Linked DNA regions of Mus musculus: all the other regions are linked to region 1. A link is a loop called in an ENCODE intact Hi-C map of the cell type or tissue named here. Cell type or tissue: heart. All regions are shown on one strand. Links, peaks and the distances in the headings refer to the core of each region. The heading gives the core; the rest is flanking DNA.

Evidence for each region. A loop is a pair of places that touch in the nucleus more often than their neighbours do. Peaks named below come from ENCODE experiments on the same cell type or tissue, not always from the same donor. Only the 100,000 strongest peaks of a DNase experiment are listed, where the experiment ranks them.
Region 2: it touches region 1 in a loop (2.0-fold over the local background); 11 of 42 quality-filtered maps call a loop at or near these places.
Region 3: it touches region 1 in a loop (2.6-fold over the local background); 11 of 42 quality-filtered maps call a loop at or near these places.

Annotation. Positions count from the first base shown.
Region 1 is chr11:30,468,287-30,474,234 of GRCm38, forward strand. It overlaps 4930505A04Rik (RIKEN cDNA 4930505A04 gene), which reads right to left and starts at 3,543. Exons shown (of 5, transcript NM_001100394.1): 1 at 3,456-3,543. The coding sequence starts at 3,478. In heart, for the core only: no CTCF peak of the experiment used is centred there; a DNase peak (open chromatin) is centred at 3,585; H3K4me3 peaks cover 1,044 bases; H3K27ac peaks cover 1,830 bases.
Region 2 is chr11:30,654,327-30,660,274 of GRCm38, forward strand. No RefSeq gene overlaps it. Among named protein-coding and RNA genes, the nearest start is that of Acyp2, 7.9 kb to the left of the region's middle. In heart, for the core only: no CTCF peak of the experiment used is centred there; no DNase peak of the experiment used is centred there.
Region 3 is chr11:30,646,873-30,652,820 of GRCm38, forward strand. It overlaps Acyp2 (acylphosphatase 2, muscle type), which reads right to left and starts at 2,524. Exons shown (of 4, transcript NM_029344.3): 1 at 2,429-2,524. The coding sequence starts at 2,507. In heart, for the core only: a CTCF peak has its summit at 2,513; a DNase peak (open chromatin) is centred at 2,409; H3K4me3 peaks cover 1,504 bases; H3K27ac peaks cover 1,362 bases.

The DNA.
Region 1 (5,948 bases), core at 513-5,512:
ATTCTATGAGTTAACATAATGACTGTCTTGTTAAGGTATGCCCATGGGTTCAGGGGTATATATGTTACAAGAGTGTGTTAGTTTAAACGTGAGTAGCTTCAATAGTGAATTCAAAACTCATATGTTTGAATACTTTTTCTACAGTTGTTTGGCATTGTTTGGAAAGGATTAAAAGGTGTGGTCTTATTGTTACTTGGGTCAGATTTTGGAGTTTCAAAAGACTTGTTCCATTCCCACTGTGCTATTGTTCTGCCTCCTACTTGTGGGTCAAGCTATGAATTCTCAGCTGTTTCCGCTACTCTGCCTTTACTCTGCCATCAGTGACTAACCATCGGAAACTCTAATCCTAACTAAATGCTTTCTTGTCTAAGTTCATTTTTGTGTTCTGTCACAGCAATAGAAAGATAACTAATATAAGGAGCTAACTGACTACTTTCTAATTAGATTTAATCCCCACTCCATGAATCAGAAGCCATACCTGGCACCATTAATGGGGCTAAGAACATGTAACCAGATACATTAGAGGCCCTGGAGAACCTATTATTTTGCTAAGTGGGCATAATATTAAAATGATTCCTAATGACTAACTGCTATACCTATAGATCTTTGCATCTCTCATAAGAGAAGCTACCTCTTACAATACCAGGCAGTTAACAGAGACCCACAATTGGCCTATGTGCTGTGAATCAGAGACTTCAAAATAATCAATTTTAAGTGGGACATTGTACTGACGGCTCAGAGATTTGAAAGATTGTCAACAACCAGAAGTGTTAGGTGACTACGAATGTTTCTTAGACACACCTGGAGAGCTACACATATGAACTCACAGTGTTTCTGACAGCATGCACAAGACCTGTGCAAACTCAACCAGACAAATCCCAGCATGGAAGGGGCTATATGGGCACAAAGTCCCACCCCTACCCAAGGGGCTATTGGTAAATGAGAGTTGCTAGGCTCAAAGAGTTGGGTTTTGTTTTTGTTTGCTTTGTTTTGTTTTGTTTTGTTTTAATGGTGTGACCCTGGTAGGATGACTATGCTCCAGGGCAGGCCCCACACCCAAGAGTATTTGGGTGACACTAACTGGACTCAACGGGTTAAAAAAGAAGAGAAAAGGAATCAGTGAGAGCCCATGAAGCTGGGTAGATAGGAAGGGGCGGGTGGGTTTGGCAGGCATTAGGGTGGGGGGAAATATGATCTAAATACATTGTATGGTATCTTCAAAAAAATAATAACGTGGTTAAAACAATAACAACAAAGATTCTAGATTTATACTGACAAATGGGTAGTTTTGCCTTATCCGCAACCCTTAAAATATACCTATTACCTTACTTCAAAATGAATCCAGTCCATCATTTCTATTGTAATCTTTCAGTTAACAATCTCGGATAGCTTTCCATTACACTTATAGTAAAACCTAGTCTCCTGATTATATTGAGTGTGCACTGAGGCAGCTAATCTCTTCAATCTCATTCAAGCGTCTTCCCTGTTTTCACTTCTTTTCTCCTCAGGGCACCTGCTCATGCTCTTCCTTCTCCAGCACCACTGGTTTTTCCCAGCTCCCCAGCATCACTTGGGTATCAGTTGAAAAATTTCCCAGATACTTCCTAGAGTCCCCTCCCCATGATGCTCTAGGCGTGTACATTCTTTTGTGGCTCTTACTATAACTCAAATTGTATTTATCTAGCTCTTTGTCTTTACTAAGCACCAGAAATACCCTTATGGATCAATATAAGTTCCATGCAGTGGTGACTATTAGTTCACTGATCACTGCTTGCCTGACACCCATATTCTGTTCAGCTTAGGTAAATGCTTTGTGTTGTACTCTTTATATACTTCAGGTGAATGTCCTAGACTTATTTTTCCACTCTGCCTTTGCTTCAGCTGTACACCCTTAACCCTCACTCCATTCCACATAAAAACATTTTTCAGATTCTTTGTGATCTTATTTCCTTGATTTGTAACAAAAATTGCTGCTTTGCAAAGGATTTAGAAGAACTGATTACTAGAAAAGTGTAAGCAACTTCTAAGATGTTTCTATTATATTCTCAGATCTGTGTATTTACTTAAAAGCTGTAACTTTCTGGTCTGAACTCCTTGGTCTCTGCTTTCTCCATCTGTTTCTCATGGTTGAACACCAACACATCTGTATCAGATCCTTGAAGGAAAGGACTGTAGGTGTTGGTTTACACATTTATGCATTTACTTGGTTCTGTATTTCAAGGTGTGGATGGCTACAGATAAATAAATGCGAAATGCCTGATTCTGTAGAAACATCTTTGTACAATGAAACACCTTATACAGACAAAACACTAATGTGCCTGAGACCCTAGGTTCTATATCAGCAATGCAAACAGTAGCAACAAAACAGAAAGCAGTCAGGCTTGGCTTGGAACCTCTGCCACTTAATATCTAAGGTTCCATTCCTTGATTTATATGAAAGAACAATAGCTATTGTAACTGATGTGAGAAAAAGAGCACTGCTAATGCATTCAGCGGGTCTCTACATGCCAGGTGCTACATGAAGCTCTGAGGATACAGCAGGGAAACAGATGAAAACTCCTGTCTTCACGGGGATTACATTCTAGGGAAGGCAGAGAAGAAATGAAATGGGGCATACACAGTCTATTAGATGGTGCCACATGATAACGACAATTTCCAGCGAGGAAGAGGCATGTAGGTATGTGGGAGGAGAGGCTACGTTTGGGACAGGGTATTTGTGAAGGTGGTAATTGAAAAAAGCAAGGGAGGGATGGGTACAAATTAAGGATATTTGAGGAAGGAACATTCTAGCAGAACCAACTGTAACTGCCAAAACTCTTATCAGAAATGTGTCCATCTTTAGACATAAAGCATGGTCTCCCAAATTATCAGTCAAACACATCTAAAGGTATCAAATAGTAATCTTTGAGGCTTGTTCTTAGGAACTTGTTTCAACCAGTTAGCTGTATGCAGGTGCCAGGGTGATCTAGAGGGCCGTAGCAGGTGTGGTGCGGCAGGCGCAGCCTTGGCTTTACTGTATGTACCCTGTGGAAAACATATTTTTTCCCCTTTTAAAAAGAGGCCATGTTGAAAAGGCTGCAGAGACTAGGGAAGCAAAGCGATGGCTGTATCCATGAGAAGCTGGTACTCGAGACTGAGTGAGGACAAGAGAGGAAGCAATGAACAGTGGAGTATGGATAATTTCAACATTGGAGCCGACAGAATTTGCTGACGAGTTAAATGTGAGGTATGAAGAGTGATTATTTCATGATGGCTTCAAGAAAGCTCAGTAAACGCTGCACTAGGAAAAAAAAAAAAAAAGATACTGTAATCACTCAAACCTTGGAAAGCAGGGGAGGAAACCTATTGGATGTATGTGGCCTGGATCTTATGTGCTGAGCCACTCCCTTAATCTTTTGCAAGAAATAGAAAAGGTTTTCAGAAGGGAAAATAGAAAGCTGAACCCTGGCACTTACTGCTGCTTCTCCTCTCCCTCCATGGCCCCCTCCAGCCTGCCACGTGGCAGCTAGGAGTGTCAAGAGAGAACACTGACCTATTCTTGCTAGAAAGGGGCTCCAGAGCGCTGCCACTGTGACTCCAGCGTTGCTAGGCGACTGAGAGCTCAGGAAGAAAAACACAAGCGACTGGGGACTGTGCGCAAGCGCAGTAAGTGTGCTCTGTTGGGCTTTCGCAGCTGGGTGTGGCTTGCTTCAATCCGGGAGGGAAAGAGTCCCTTGGTTTTTAACTACAGCCTTAGGTTGGACAGTGAGTTTGAAGTTGTAGAGCCCTAAACCTAGTGGGGAATCAGCCCAAAACCTAGTGGGGAGCCAGCCCTGTTGGGTTTGAGGAGTGAGCAAGGAAGGCTTCCAGGTCTCCCCCGCTGCCCGTGGAAACCTGTTTTCCATGAGCACTTCAGAGCTGTGCAAGTCCCGATTCTCATGGGGAAGCTTGGCTATCACTTTTTGACAGAATCTGAAGCTTTAAAATAGAACAAAGGAACGCTGCTCTGCAAATGAGGCTACCTGTAGTTTGTGCATCTGCCCTGTCTGAGCGAGGGTTCAGGAGACTGCAGGTTTAGGCAGACTCCCAGCTTGCATGGCTGCACTTTTCCAAAAGCCCAAGCTCCAGGGAAAAGACCTGGACGATCATCTAGCACCTTGAGCCTGGAAATTTTTACTCCATTTTCCAGTTTCCACTACCAGAGCCAAATGCCCTTGGCACGTGTGATAACTAAACCGTTTTTCTGTATAGGAAAGGAAATGGGGTTAGAGATGTTTCTATTGAACTGAACTCTGCTGTGTATGAGGAATGTGCATAAGCATGGGAAGCCAAAGTCATTTTGTAAATTTATATTCGCGTGGGACAGATGTGGGGTAGTGGAGGCTGGCCTTTTACTCAGGTCCTAAAGTCCTGTTAGGGAGAAGAGATTGTGGATACATTTGACATCCAGCAACCTACATACTTGAGTGTGGACTGTATGTGTCTCTGAATAGGGAGTTATGGGTCACCAAATATGAGGGAAATGGCTTGGAGAACCAGAAAGCTAGGAAGGGAGGGGATGGCATGCATGTTTGCTGAGCCAAGCATTCATTGGACCCACTATCCACAGGGAGAAACGTAGTTGAATCCTAACCATCAAACTGATTATGCACATAGGCCCTGGGAGCAACTGGTGTTTGCCTTGTGGATTCACCTCTTGCTAGCTTGTACATAAGGGAGACATTTAGTATCTCAGAGCCTAAAATTCTTCATTCACAAAATCTGAAAATGCCTAGTGAACTGGCTGGCTTGGTGGTTAACTTTACGTAAGCTAGAGTCATTAGACAGGGAGGAGCCTCAGTTGAAATGCTTCCATGAGATCCAGCTATAAGGCATTTTCTCAATTAGTGATCAATGGAGGAGGGAACAGCCCATTATGGGTGGTGCCATTCCTGGGCTGGTGGTCCTGGGTTCTGTAGGAAAGAAGACTAAATAAGCCTTGTGAAACAAGCCAGTAAGCAGCACCCTTTATGGCCTCTGCATCAGCTCCTACTTCCAGGTTCCTGCCCTGCTTGAGTTCTTATCCTGACTTCCTTTGGTGATAAACAGTGATGTGGACGTGTAAACCAAATAAACTCTTTCCCCACCAACTTGCTTTATGGTTATGGTGTATTGTGTAGCAATAAGACCACAACTGAGAGATCCAGAGTTACTGTCAAGTATAGATATAGATTCACTGTTCTAAGAGCAGTGGCTTACTGCTTTATTTTATGACCTTCATGCCACATGCCAATGAAACTTTTCAGTCATGAAGAATGAGGTTGGGGCTGAAGAGATGGCTCAGAGGTTAAGGGCACTGGTTGCTCTTCCAGAAGTCCTAAGTTCAATTCCCAGCAACCACATGGTGGCTCACGACCATCTGTGAAGGGATCTGATGCCCTGTTCTGGTGTGTCTGAGGACAGCTGCAGTGTACTCATATACCTAAAATAAATAAATAATTCTTTTTAAAAAAATTCTTTAAAAAAATGAAAGAATGAGGTTATGTTGTTTGAAAGAAAAACGGATGCAAGTAAAGAGAATCACTTATTATAAGTCTCCGATAAAAATTATATATATATGTGTATATATGTTTACATACACACACACACACATATATATATATATATATATATATATATATATATATATATATCAAAAGTAGAAATAAAATAGTCTAGAGATCAACAGCGTGGGGATGAGGAAAAAGGAGGGTGGGGAGGCCCAGGGGAGTATGCTCACTATGCAATATAAACCAGAACAAATTGTGGGTGGGTAGGTGGGTGAGTGCCGTTTTACATTCATGAACGGACCAGAGAAGCACATCATGTATATTCCTCTCCCATACCCTCCTGCTTTCTTGCCTGGACACAGGGTCTTTCATTGAGCAAGAAGAAACTTACTGATTTGGAGGTGGCTAGCCAGAAGGCTCCCAGGATCTGCCAGTCTCCAC
Region 2 (5,948 bases), core at 261-5,260, 190 kb after region 1:
ATATTTAGAAAAATGTAAATAGATACATATTTATCACCCTGTACAAAATTCAAGTCCAAGTGGATCAAAGACCTCCACATAAAATTAGATACACTAAATGCAATAGAAGAGAGAATGAGGAATAGCCTTGAAATAATTGGTACAGGAGACAACTTCCTGAGCAGAACACCAAAAGCTCAGGCACTAAGCTCAACAGTTAATAAATGGGACATCATGAAACTGAAAAACTTTGTACAGCAACGAACACTGTCAATAGGACAAAGCAGAGGTATACAGAATAGGAAAAGATTTTCACCAACTCTACATCTGAAAGAGGGCTACTATCTAAAATATATAAAGAACTCAAGAAGCTAGACACCAACAAACCAAATAACCCAATTTAAAAATGGGGTAAAGAAAGAATTCTCAACAGAGGGTTCACTAATGGCTGGCTGTCACTTAAATGTTCAATATCCTTAGTCATAAGGGAAATGCAAATCAAAATGACTCTGTGATTCCATTCATCAGAATGACTAAGATCAAAAACTCAAGGGACAACACATTGCTGGTGAGGATGTGGAGCAAGGGGAGCACTCCTCCATTGATGAAGGGAGTGAAAATTTGTACAACCACATTGGAAATCAACTTGGTGGTTTCTCAGAAAATTGGAAATATTTCTACCTCAAGACCCAGCTATTCCACTCCTGGGCATATACCCAAAAGATCTTCTATCATCCCACAAGGACACGTGCTCCACTACATTCATAGCAGATTTATTCATAATAGTCAGAAATGGGAAACAACCCAGATGCCCCTCATTGAGAATGGATAAAGAAATTGTGGTTTATTTATGTAATGGAATACTACTTAGCTATTGAAAACAAGAACATCAAGAAATTTGCAGACAAATGGATAAACTAGAAAAGATCATCCTGAGTGAACTAATCCAGACCCAAAAGGACACACATGATATATAACTCACTTATATATTAGCCATAAAATACAGGATACCCATACTATAATCAACAGACCCAAAAAAGCTAAACAAGGAGGGCCCACAGGAGGATGCTTAAATCTTACTCAGAAGGGGAAACAAAGTAGTCATTGGGGGCTGATGAAGGGAGGGAAATGATTGAGAAAGCAGATCCAGAGGAAAACAGGACTGGAGAGATCAGGTGTAGGAAGAGCCAGGGAGAAAGGATCTGGAGAGTGAATGGAAATATGTGGCATCTGGGAGTGAGTGGGGGGTATATTTCTAGGATGTGCCAGAGACTTGGGATGGGGGAGGCTACAGAGAGTCTATGAGGGTAGACTCTAGCTGATACTCTTAGCAGTGGGGGATATAAAGCCTGAAGTGGCCATATTGTGTAACCAGGCAGGAATCCCAGTGGAGGGAAAAAGACACCAACCCACCTACAAAATCTTCAACCCCAAATTTATTCTGTGTACAAGAAGTATAGGATCAAAGATGGAGCAGAGACTGAGGGGATGGCCAACCAATGACTTGAGAACCATCCCATGGGCAAGAACCAATCCCTGACACTATTAATGGTAATCTGTTATAGGAACCTAGCATAACTGTCCTCTGAGAGGCTCAACCCAGCTGATGGAAACAGATGCAGAGACCCTCAGCCAAACATTAGATGCAGCTTGAGAGGGCTTGTCAGAGTTGAGGGAAGAATTGAGGGACCAGGAACAGATAGGGACTCCATAGGAAGACTAACACAGTTAACTAACCTACACCCTTGGGGGCTTCCAGAAACTGAACCGCCAACCAAAGAACATACATGGACTGGACCTAAGGTTCCCCCAATAATGCAGGTCTCACAACAACTGGAACAGGGCCCGTCCCTGACTCTCTTGCCTGGCTGTGGATCCTGTTCCCCTATCTGGGTTGCCTTGTCTGGCCTCAGTGGGAGAGGATGTACCTAGTTCTGCAGTGACTTCATGTGGCTGGGTGGGGCTTCCCCCTTCTCAGAGGAGAACGGAAGACAGGAAGGAGCCCTATGAGAAGGGATACAGGATTGTGATTGTGATGTAAAGTAAATAAATAAATTAATTAACGGAAAAACAAGAGTTGCCTTGGTGATGATGTCTCTTTACAGCAATAAAACCCTAACTAAGACACTGTCTAAGTACATCCTTTTTTTTCCCTGTAATTTAAACCTTGACTACTTTAATGCTTGGGGGCAAAACCTTCACAATAGAAGTAGATCAAAAATTAAACAGAATGGAAATTCAAATATGCCATACCCTGATGTCAGTTAAGAAGCATTAAAAAGTTCAATACTTAAAAGATGTAGGGGGGCTGGCGAGATGGCTCAGTGGTTAAGAGCGCCGACTGCTCTTCTGAAGGTCCCGAGTTCAAATCCCAGCAACCACATGGTGGCTCACAACCATCCATAACGAAATCTGATGCCCTCTTCTGGAGTGTCTGAAGACAGCTACAGTGTACTTACATATAATAAATAAATAAATCTTTAAAAAAAAAAAAAAGATGTAGGATAAAGACTGGTGAAAAAAAAAATCTAAAAGCCAGGCATGGTGGCACATGCCTGTAATCACAGCACTCTGAAGAATAAAGCAGGAGAATCAGGAGTTCAGCCTTGGTTTTGTAGTCAGAACCTAGGGGTGTGGATTAGAGAGGAAGGTAAAGAACAATAAACCTAACCCCCAACCTTCTGAAAACTAATGTGTTGAAATATTATAGGACAGGCTTACGTAGGATACATTATTTGTTGTCTACTTCATTTGCAGATATTTTATTTTTATAAATTAATGAAACATAAACATTAAGCAGAACCCTTCTGGCTGGGTGCAGTGGTACATTCCCTTAATCCCTGAACTAGGGAGAGTCTAGGCAGTGAGATCACTACAAAGTAGAGGCCAGCTTGTATCAAATGAAACCTAGCTCTCTAAATACAAACAAACCAAGCACCTTTACGGAATGCTGCTTAGTTATAAAGCATAATTTCTGTTCTCTTGCTGCCACCTACCAACCATCCAAGGCAAAGCAGGCTATGAGCATTGGATAATCCCTTCAGAAATGTTAGCAGCATCACTTCATGCTCTTTTGGCTAAGATCAAGTATAGAAATGAATGCAGCACCTCGACTGCCTCTCATTTCAAAGTTTCAAAATCACACTTCCAAACAACCTGTACACATAGCAATCCTTTCAATGACAAGCAGATTTAGGTACTGTTAGGGTTCTTCACTCAACAGGCGGCTTAAATATGGAAGAGTCAGCCCTGGATTATTATTAGATATGGGTGTTATAGAAAAAACAGGTTAAGGAAATTCATTTAGTAAATGCTGGTTGACTCCTTTAATATGTGTTTTAAGATGGTTTTAATCTACCTGTCTGTCTTTCTATCTTATCTGTCTATCTGTCTGTCTGTCTAGGAGGCATCCACATTCAACAGTGTCACTGTACAACATGTGAGCATTGATGATCTCCTACTACCATGTGGGTTCCACGGACTAAAATCAGGTCATCACATTTGGTGACAAGTGCCTTTATCTATAAGCCATAATGCTTTTATACTGCATCCATTGATGCATCAGTCTAGTTGAAACACAATGTGTTTCAGAGGCATTTGTTATATAAGTAAGATGGGCTTACTCCAACACAGGAAATGCTTTGCTCAATTTCATCTGTAATTATTTACCTTTCAGTTATAAAACCCTAATATAGAACTGTTAGCAGTGAAATGACTATAGCATTGCAACAATAATGATGATTTTTGTCAGGTCACAAAGAAACCTGGTCACCTGTGGCTCCTGCCAGCACTTCTCACCCTAGCCCCTGCTAAGGTTCAAGAATTGCTGAAGGAAGAACCCAGACTCAAATAGTATGCAAAAGTAAAGGGTGTTTCTTCTGCAGAAACAACCAGCATGCAGGGGGTCAACCATTCATGAAAATGGCAACCACCAGAGAAGCTCTCAGGCTCCTTCTATGTGGGATTAGGGCAATTTTCCTAGCAGCAGTGATATTAGTACAATTTTAATAGGTTGCTATGTTAGTTCTACCATTCCTGGTGAAGCCTTGAAGAATTACAGAGACTGACTCAGCTCCAGCCTTGCTGTCTCCTTAGGCCAGAAACCAGAAACCAGAAACCAACTCAGCTCCCAGGAACCAACTCAGCTCCAAGCTTATCTTTCCTATGTCAGGGCTATCAGTGATGAACGACCCATTGCTAGTGGCTTTCTTTGAGGAATCTTATACGCTTTTCTGGGAAGCTGAAAAAGTTTTATTCTCAAGTTTTAAAACCTCTCACCTCTACCTTAAACCTCTCTAGCCCAGTAGCTGGACTTCCATCCTCTTTCCCCAGGCTTCTTCTTTTCTTCTTTTTCCCATGTAATCCAGACACTTCAGCTCATAATCTCTCTCTCTCTCTCTCTCTCTCTCTCTCTCTCTCTCTCTCTCTCTCTCTCTCTCTCTCTCTCTCGATTTGTTTTTTCAAATTTTATTTATTTATTTTATTTACATCCCAAACACTGCCCTCCCTGCCCCCCCTTACATTCCTTCCCCATTGCCCCTCCCCTTCTCCTCTGAGAGGGTGCCCCCCCTCATGTTTTCCAGTTGGACCTCTCTCTTATCATTCTCTCTTGCTCTCTCCCTCTCTCACTCTTCTCATGGCATTGTCAGTCTGGACCCTTCCAAGTGCCCCCAACTATGCTTTCCTTCACATCTACAATAAAACCTTACCCTCAACCATACCTTGGGGAAATCTTGTCTTCATTTTAATTCAAACTTACAGCAGTTTCCTCCCATTTAATTTACTTTACAGAAACCATGTTGACTAAGTTAGACAAGTATTATAACTATTTTAGAACAAAATAAATAGTCTCAGAACCTTTAAGGAATTGTTTAAGATCACCAGGAACAGAATCCTACACAGAGGCAAATCTCACTTTCCGATGGTCTTTCATTCACTTGTTAGCAAATACTATAGTAAGATGAATGTGTGCCATAAGCGGGTATTGAGGATAATGTGGTGTTCTATTTAAAAACTGGAGGTATGTTAGGGAGAGTCTGAGGAAACCACACCTAAAGAATAGATCAAAGAAAATCAGAAGAGAAAATGGGAGGCATGGATCCAGGCAAAGGGAATAACAAGGTGATAACCCAAATTCCTCTGTGTCAGTGCCCAAAAAACTCCTTTCCCCAAAGCCTGGCATTTAGACAAAGGCCAACACTCCCTCAGGGACGTAAAGATAGTTCCCATTTGCTAAAAGGAATCATTCTACTTATTTCTGGCAAAAGGAACATATAGCTGTCCCATTAACATGTGGCTGTGATGTCTATTATTAGAATGTTTAGGTCAACACTAGCTTCTAGGTTCCCTCATTCCAAGCAAAAGCCCCCACCCCAACTCACAGGCTCTTTTCTTCCCAAGTACCCATTCCCATGTGATCCTAGAGATCCCTCTCCCATTCCCTAGCCCCATCCCAGCACTTCTCTCTGATATCGCAAGAGACAACTTTGGCAATTTGGAATAAACTTTCCCCTTTTCACCCATGGACCAGCTATTTTTCTTTACTGTGCCCATTTCATTCATCTGGTACTCAAAACCTGGGAGGGGCATATATGAACCCTCTTCCAAGAATCTCAGCTTCTCCTAATCCAACCAAATTGTCAATGTTTCCTTTCTAGCAGGGGATGACTTGTCCATGCTGGCTTCTACCATCCACTGTATTTGACTCCAAATTCTAGAGTTTTACTCTTCAGCCACTTCTTCCCTCTGCCTGTTCTACCTATCAGTATCTTCTCACCTGCTCAGTAAATAGTCTCTCTCTGACTCCTGAAGCCTACTGTGCCCTCCTGAGCACCTCTCATCTGGGCATCTCTCCATCTCTTTTGCTCCTGAAGATAACTATGTCCTCCAGGGTATCCACTACAAGAGCATCTCTCTACTAAGACACTTACCACTCTTCCTATATTGGAGCCCTTCTTTCCCCCCAAAAG
Region 3 (5,948 bases), core at 261-5,260, 180 kb after region 1:
TAATCAGGATTCTCCAGAGTAACAGAATTTACAGAATGAGTCTATGTATATAGAAAGCAAATTTATTAGAATGACTTACAGGCTGTGGTCCAACAAGTCCAACAATGACTGCCTATGACTGAAAAGTCCAAGAATACAGTAGTTGCTCAGACCACAAGACTAGATGTCTCAGCTGGTCTTCAGTATACACCAGAATCACAAAGATCACAAAGAATCACTCTAATGCCAGTGAAGGAATGGACTTGCTAGCAGCCATTCGAAGGCAAGCAAGAAAAGACAGCAAGCTTCCTTCTTCCATGCCCTCCCTGAGAAGGCAAGGCCCAGATTAGAGGTGGGTGGGTGTTTCTACTCCAAAAAAATTGAATTAAAGATGTGTCTGATCATCTCAAAGATCAGGATTAGAAGTGAATCTTCCCACTTCAAATTAAGCAAAACACCTCTCAGGTATTCTCTCCATTTTTAGGTTTTAGTTAATTCCAAACATGGTCAGGTTACCAGAGTATCAAAAGTACTAACCAGGCTCAATACCACTTAGCCATGATTCCTAATATCCTTTCTAAAAGTACAGACTCATCAGTAACTTTTCAAATTTTCTGCTTACTCATGCAGTCTTTCCCACACCTGACCTAACAGTTGTCTGCTGTGATCTTCCTACGTCTCTTTCCACAGCAAATCTCTGAAACAAAGGCTCATTATAAACACACTTTCATCCATCCTTAATCTTACCCTGTATACATTGCCACAAAATGTAAAATATCAACAGAATATCAAAATAAAAAGATAATATTCTTCCTCCCCCTTTAGACAAGGATCCATTTTTAAAAATCCAGTTTTCCCACTTAGAAATAAATTTCCAATACAAACTCACATTTAAAATCTACTAATGGTTATCACTAAAGCTTATTGATAAAGGAAGTTAAGAAAAGTATCCCATAGTATCCCCCCACCCCATGCACACACACAACAGCACATCTGAGGTGGGATTGGGGATGGAGATAAAAGAAATTCTCATGCATACCAAACAATGGAATAAAATTATGTGGAGAAGGTAGAATGGAAATCCGACTCAAACAGGAAGTAATATCCTCGTTAAAGGGCACACGCCTTTAATCCCAGCACTTGGGAGACAGAGGCAGGAGGATTTCTGAGATCGAGGCCAGCCTGGTCTACAAAGTGAGTTCCAGGACAGCCAGGGCTATACAGAGAAACCGAGTCTCAAGCCCCCGCCCCACCCCCCAAAAAAGAGAAAAAATAAAGAGAAAAAGAAAAAGAAAGAGAAGGAGGAGGAGGAGGAGGAGGAGGAGGAGGAGGAGGAGGAGAAAGAGGAAAAGGAAAAGGGAAAGGGAAAGAGAAAGAGAAAGAGAAAAGAGAAAGAGAAAGAGAAAGAGAAAGAGAAAGAGAAAGAGAAAGAGAAAGAGAAAGAGAAAGAGAAAGAGAAAGAGAAAGAGAAGGAGAAGGAGAAGGAAAAGGAAAAGGAAAAAGAAAAAGAAAAAGAAAAAGAAAAAGAAAAAGAAAAAGAAAAAGAAAAAGAAAAAGAAAAAGAAAAAGAAAAAGAAAAAGAAAAAGAAAAAGAAAAAGAAAAAGAAAAAGAAAGGCATTATTTTTATGTTGAAGACCGGAACCTGCATTACAGGCTTATAAGGACTAGCTCGTCCTTGGTCTGGTACAGAGCAGAGCACCCATTCCAGGGCTTGGTGACTATTAAGCAAGCACTCTACTGAGCTACATTTCCAGTCTCAAAAAGTTTTCTTCTTTTAAATGGATGATATACATTAAATAGTTACAGTATTTATACGCCATTAGATAATTTTCTCAAGTGTATAGACCAGCCTGGTCTTGAACTCAAATATCCACCTTCTTCTGCATAAGGACTACATGCACTACTATGTCAAGTTGCGTTAGAAAAAATTAAAAGAATGTTTTAACGTTTTAAATTACAAATATAAAGATTTAAAGTAAGTCAGACATTATATTCTATGCATCTATTTAAGCTTATAATCAAACAAAAATTTTAAAACTTCACTTAAATGGCCTGGGAGTGTACTTCAGCAATCTAGTACGCAAATGTAAGACTGTGCATAAATATATAAGGTTCAATCTCCAAAACCCAGGAAGGAAAAATTGCTAGCTGGAGAGGGGCTACAACCTCTGACAAAGTAAATCACCCAGTATCATTCAGGTACCCTTGCTTTTCTGCCGCACTTAGGCGTCCCCCACCCCCATCCTATAGGCTTGCAGCGTCCTCTTCGGGAACCCAGGGTGACCTCCCTCCGCCCCGCGCTAGCCCGTTCTCCCCGCCCCGGGCTGCTGTGTCATGGCTGAGCGGAAGTCGCTGCCTCAGTGAGAAGAACCGTCCCTAAAATGGATGGCATAAGCTTCCTCCTCTCCCTCCCACGGCCTCGTCTTGGCATCCCAGGTCAGACCGTACCTTGCACTGTCCCGAACACTTCGTAGTCCACAGACTTGAGCAGCTCGGTCATGGCGGCCAGCCTTCTCCCGAGCAGCATTAGCTGGGTATGTGGCGCGGAGACTGCGACAGCCGCCAGGGGAGGAAGACTTATGGGCTCTGGGACCGACGCCCAGAAGCCAAGACAAGAGCGCGCTGGGTCATGCGTAAGAAGATGGCAGATGACCGTTGTACACAGTGAGGGCGACGGGACACCCGGCGCTCGGGCTCCCTAGCAGGGTGCTCCCTCTCTGCGTTCCCCAGGACCCGGTTCTCTAAAGAAAACGGAGGTCGGGCATGTGAGGGGATTAAACCAACTAATATCTACCCACCGACGTTTATTTGACACAAAAAAGGTTTTGTTTTGTTTTTTCTATAAGGATGAAAATAAGAGGGTGACTTGTTGAGAGGACAGAGCGGGTAAAGTCTAAGTGGGTAGAGATGAGAAGGATAATAGGGGGAAAATTACCAAAATTCATTATATGCAAGGATAAAATGTCAAAGAATTTTTAAGTTTTAGGTGATTTTATATAGGTACACTGTAAAGAATACATAGTATACCCATGGGTACACTGTAAGGAGATTAATTCAAGCTAATTAACTTTCATCTCTGATTTCATTTAAGATTTCAACGATTTTAAATATATATCATTCTTAACTATACTCACCATTGTGCAAATATATGATAATCTCCACTTCATATGAAGAAAATGTGTGCCCTTGAAACAATATCCCCATTTCCAACATCCTGAGGTGGACATTTGAAATGAAGGACCTGCTTAGCTTAGTGGCACAAAGGGTATTTGGTCAGTGTGCTGGCTAGTCTTGGCACAAGCTAGAGTAATCTTAGAGGAGAGAACCTCAAGTGAGAAAATGCCTCCATAAGATCTAGCCATAAGGCATTTTCTTAATTAGTGATTGATGGGGGGGTGGGGGAGGGAGCAGTGGAACCCAGCCAGTTGTGGGTGATGCCATCCCTAGTCCAGGGATCCTGGGTTCTATAAGAAAGCAGGCTGAGTAAGCCATGTGGAACAAGTCAGTAACCAGTCCCCACCCCCACCCCACCCCCCATGCCTCTACATCATCTCTAGGTTCCTGCCTTGTTTGAGTCCCTATCCTGATATGTACAGTGCTGTGGAGGTATAAGCCAAATAAACATTTTCCTCCCCCAAGCTGCTTTTTGGTCATTGTGTTTCATGGCAGCAATAAAAACCTTAACTAAGACAGACAATGAATCAATTCTGAAATGTTCTGACGGTGCCAAATCTGTGGTGATTCTGAGATAAAGTTAGGCTTGATCTTTTCATTCAGGCTGATGAATCTGAAAGGTGCCTTGTGGTGATTTGGCTAGCTTTGTTGCCCATACAGACTGTGTTTGAATACTTGGGCCCATGGGAAGTGGCATTATGAGGAGATATGGCCTTAGTGGAGAAAGTGTGTCCCTGTAGAGGCAGGGCTTTGAGGTCTCCTATGCTCAAGTTATGCCCAGTATGGAATCCTGTCACCTCTTAGTTACCTTCAGACAAAGATGTAGAATTCTCAGTTCCTCTGGCACCATGTGAGCCTGCGTGTTGCCATGCTTCTGGCCATGATAATGGACTAAATCTCTGAAATTGTAAACTAGCACCAATTAAATGTTTGCTTCCATAACAGTTGCCATGGTCATGACATCTCTTCACAGCAATAGAAATCCTAAGAAATACCTCAATCTCTATTATAACTAGATGTGATGCTGTGTAAGATGAGAATTTTTAACAATTTTATCTAATGCCAATGGAAACAGACTTACAGTCATTCTGTCTGTTGTTATACAGTTTTGTTTTCATGGTCTTGATTATTATTCAGAGATATTTCAATTGTCTGGGACAGTTAAAACAGGCTATATCTGAAGAACTGTATTTCCTAGTGAGCTATTTGAAGTCTTCTAGTAACCCATCACTTCAGATAATAAGGATAGAATTTTCAATAATCTGCCTTCTAAATTTCAAATACTTTTTTGTTTGTTTGTTTTTTTCAAGACAGGGTTTCTCTGTGTAGCCCTGGCTGTCCTGGAACTCACTCTGTAGATCAGGCTGGCCTTGAACTCAGAAATTCGACTGCCTCTGCCTCACAAGTGCTGGGATTAAAGGCGTGTGCCACCACGCCCAGCTTCAAATACTTTTATATTTGAGAATTTGCAATTCTCTATTTGTTGGCCTTAATACTTTTATATTTCTTTGCATCTGTGCATATTGAAGAATCTACTACCACTTAATTAAATACTTTGTGCCCTTTCTATCTGGGAACACACACACATACACACACACACAGAAAGAGAGAGAGAGAGAGAGAGAGAGAGAGAGAGAGAGAGAGAGAGAGAGAGAGAGAGAGAGAGAGATCAGGGCCAGACAAAGTGGCATACTCCTTTAATTCCAACTCTGGAGAGGCACAGGCAAGCTGATCTCTTGTGAGTATGAGGCCAGCCTAGTTTACATACTGAGATCCAGGCCAGCTAAGGCTACATGATGAGACCTTGTATCAAAATAGTTACTTTAAAACTTGGGCAGAGTGTGGTTAAATCATTTTTTTAAATAAGATATGTTCTAGAAGGGCTAGCCTGAATAAATTTACCTAATGAAGGTCTTGATATTGCAGAGACTTCTCTTCTTCTCATCTCCCAAGTTACTTCATGAAGACTATTGCTTTAAATTCTGCCCATTACATTCAGAACCGAATCTAAGGTGTCCAGCCTCCACTAGCCTGTAATTGTGTGCTTCCCCAAATCCTGAAGATGGCCCACTGCCACGAGTTCATAGTACAACATAATAAAATCTCTGAAACCTATGTTGCCTGGAATGCGCACCCACCTCCACCTACCACCCCACCCCACCCACTTCGTGTTCTCCCTGTGGTGCTCTGGAATGCCTCCGGGTGCGTCCAGATCTTCTCTGTGGTGCTCAGTGGTTAGATCTTGCCCTAGTCCTTCACTGCATTTTCCCCATTAGTTGTAGATCTTAAAAATCAATGACTGGGAAGGAGACATTTTCCTTTTCTTAATCAACCTTTAACTTCTGTCCACATTTACCCAGGAGTGTCTCTGCCAGCTATTATGTAGTTCTATTTTAACTTTAGAAGTGCTATAGCAACAACTGACATTTGCATAGCTAAAAAATGTACCGTCTGTCAACAGCTGAACATTGGTCAATAGAAATTTTTATGTACCATTTCAGCATGGATTGCTAATAAAATGTGATTCTAAGACTAGAATTTTAAGCAAATGTTTCTACTATTAAGAAATTTTAGCTGGGCAGTGGTGGTGCATGCCTTTAATCCCAGTATTCGGGAGGCAGAGGCAAGTGGATTTCTGAGTTGGAGGCCAGCCTGGCCTACAGAGTGAGCTCCAGGACAGCCAGGGCTACACAGAGAAACCCTGTCTCAAAAAAACAAAACAAAAAAGAAAGAAAGAAAGAAAGAAAGAAAGAAAGAAAGAAAGAAAGAAAGAAAGAAAGAAAGAAAGAAAGAA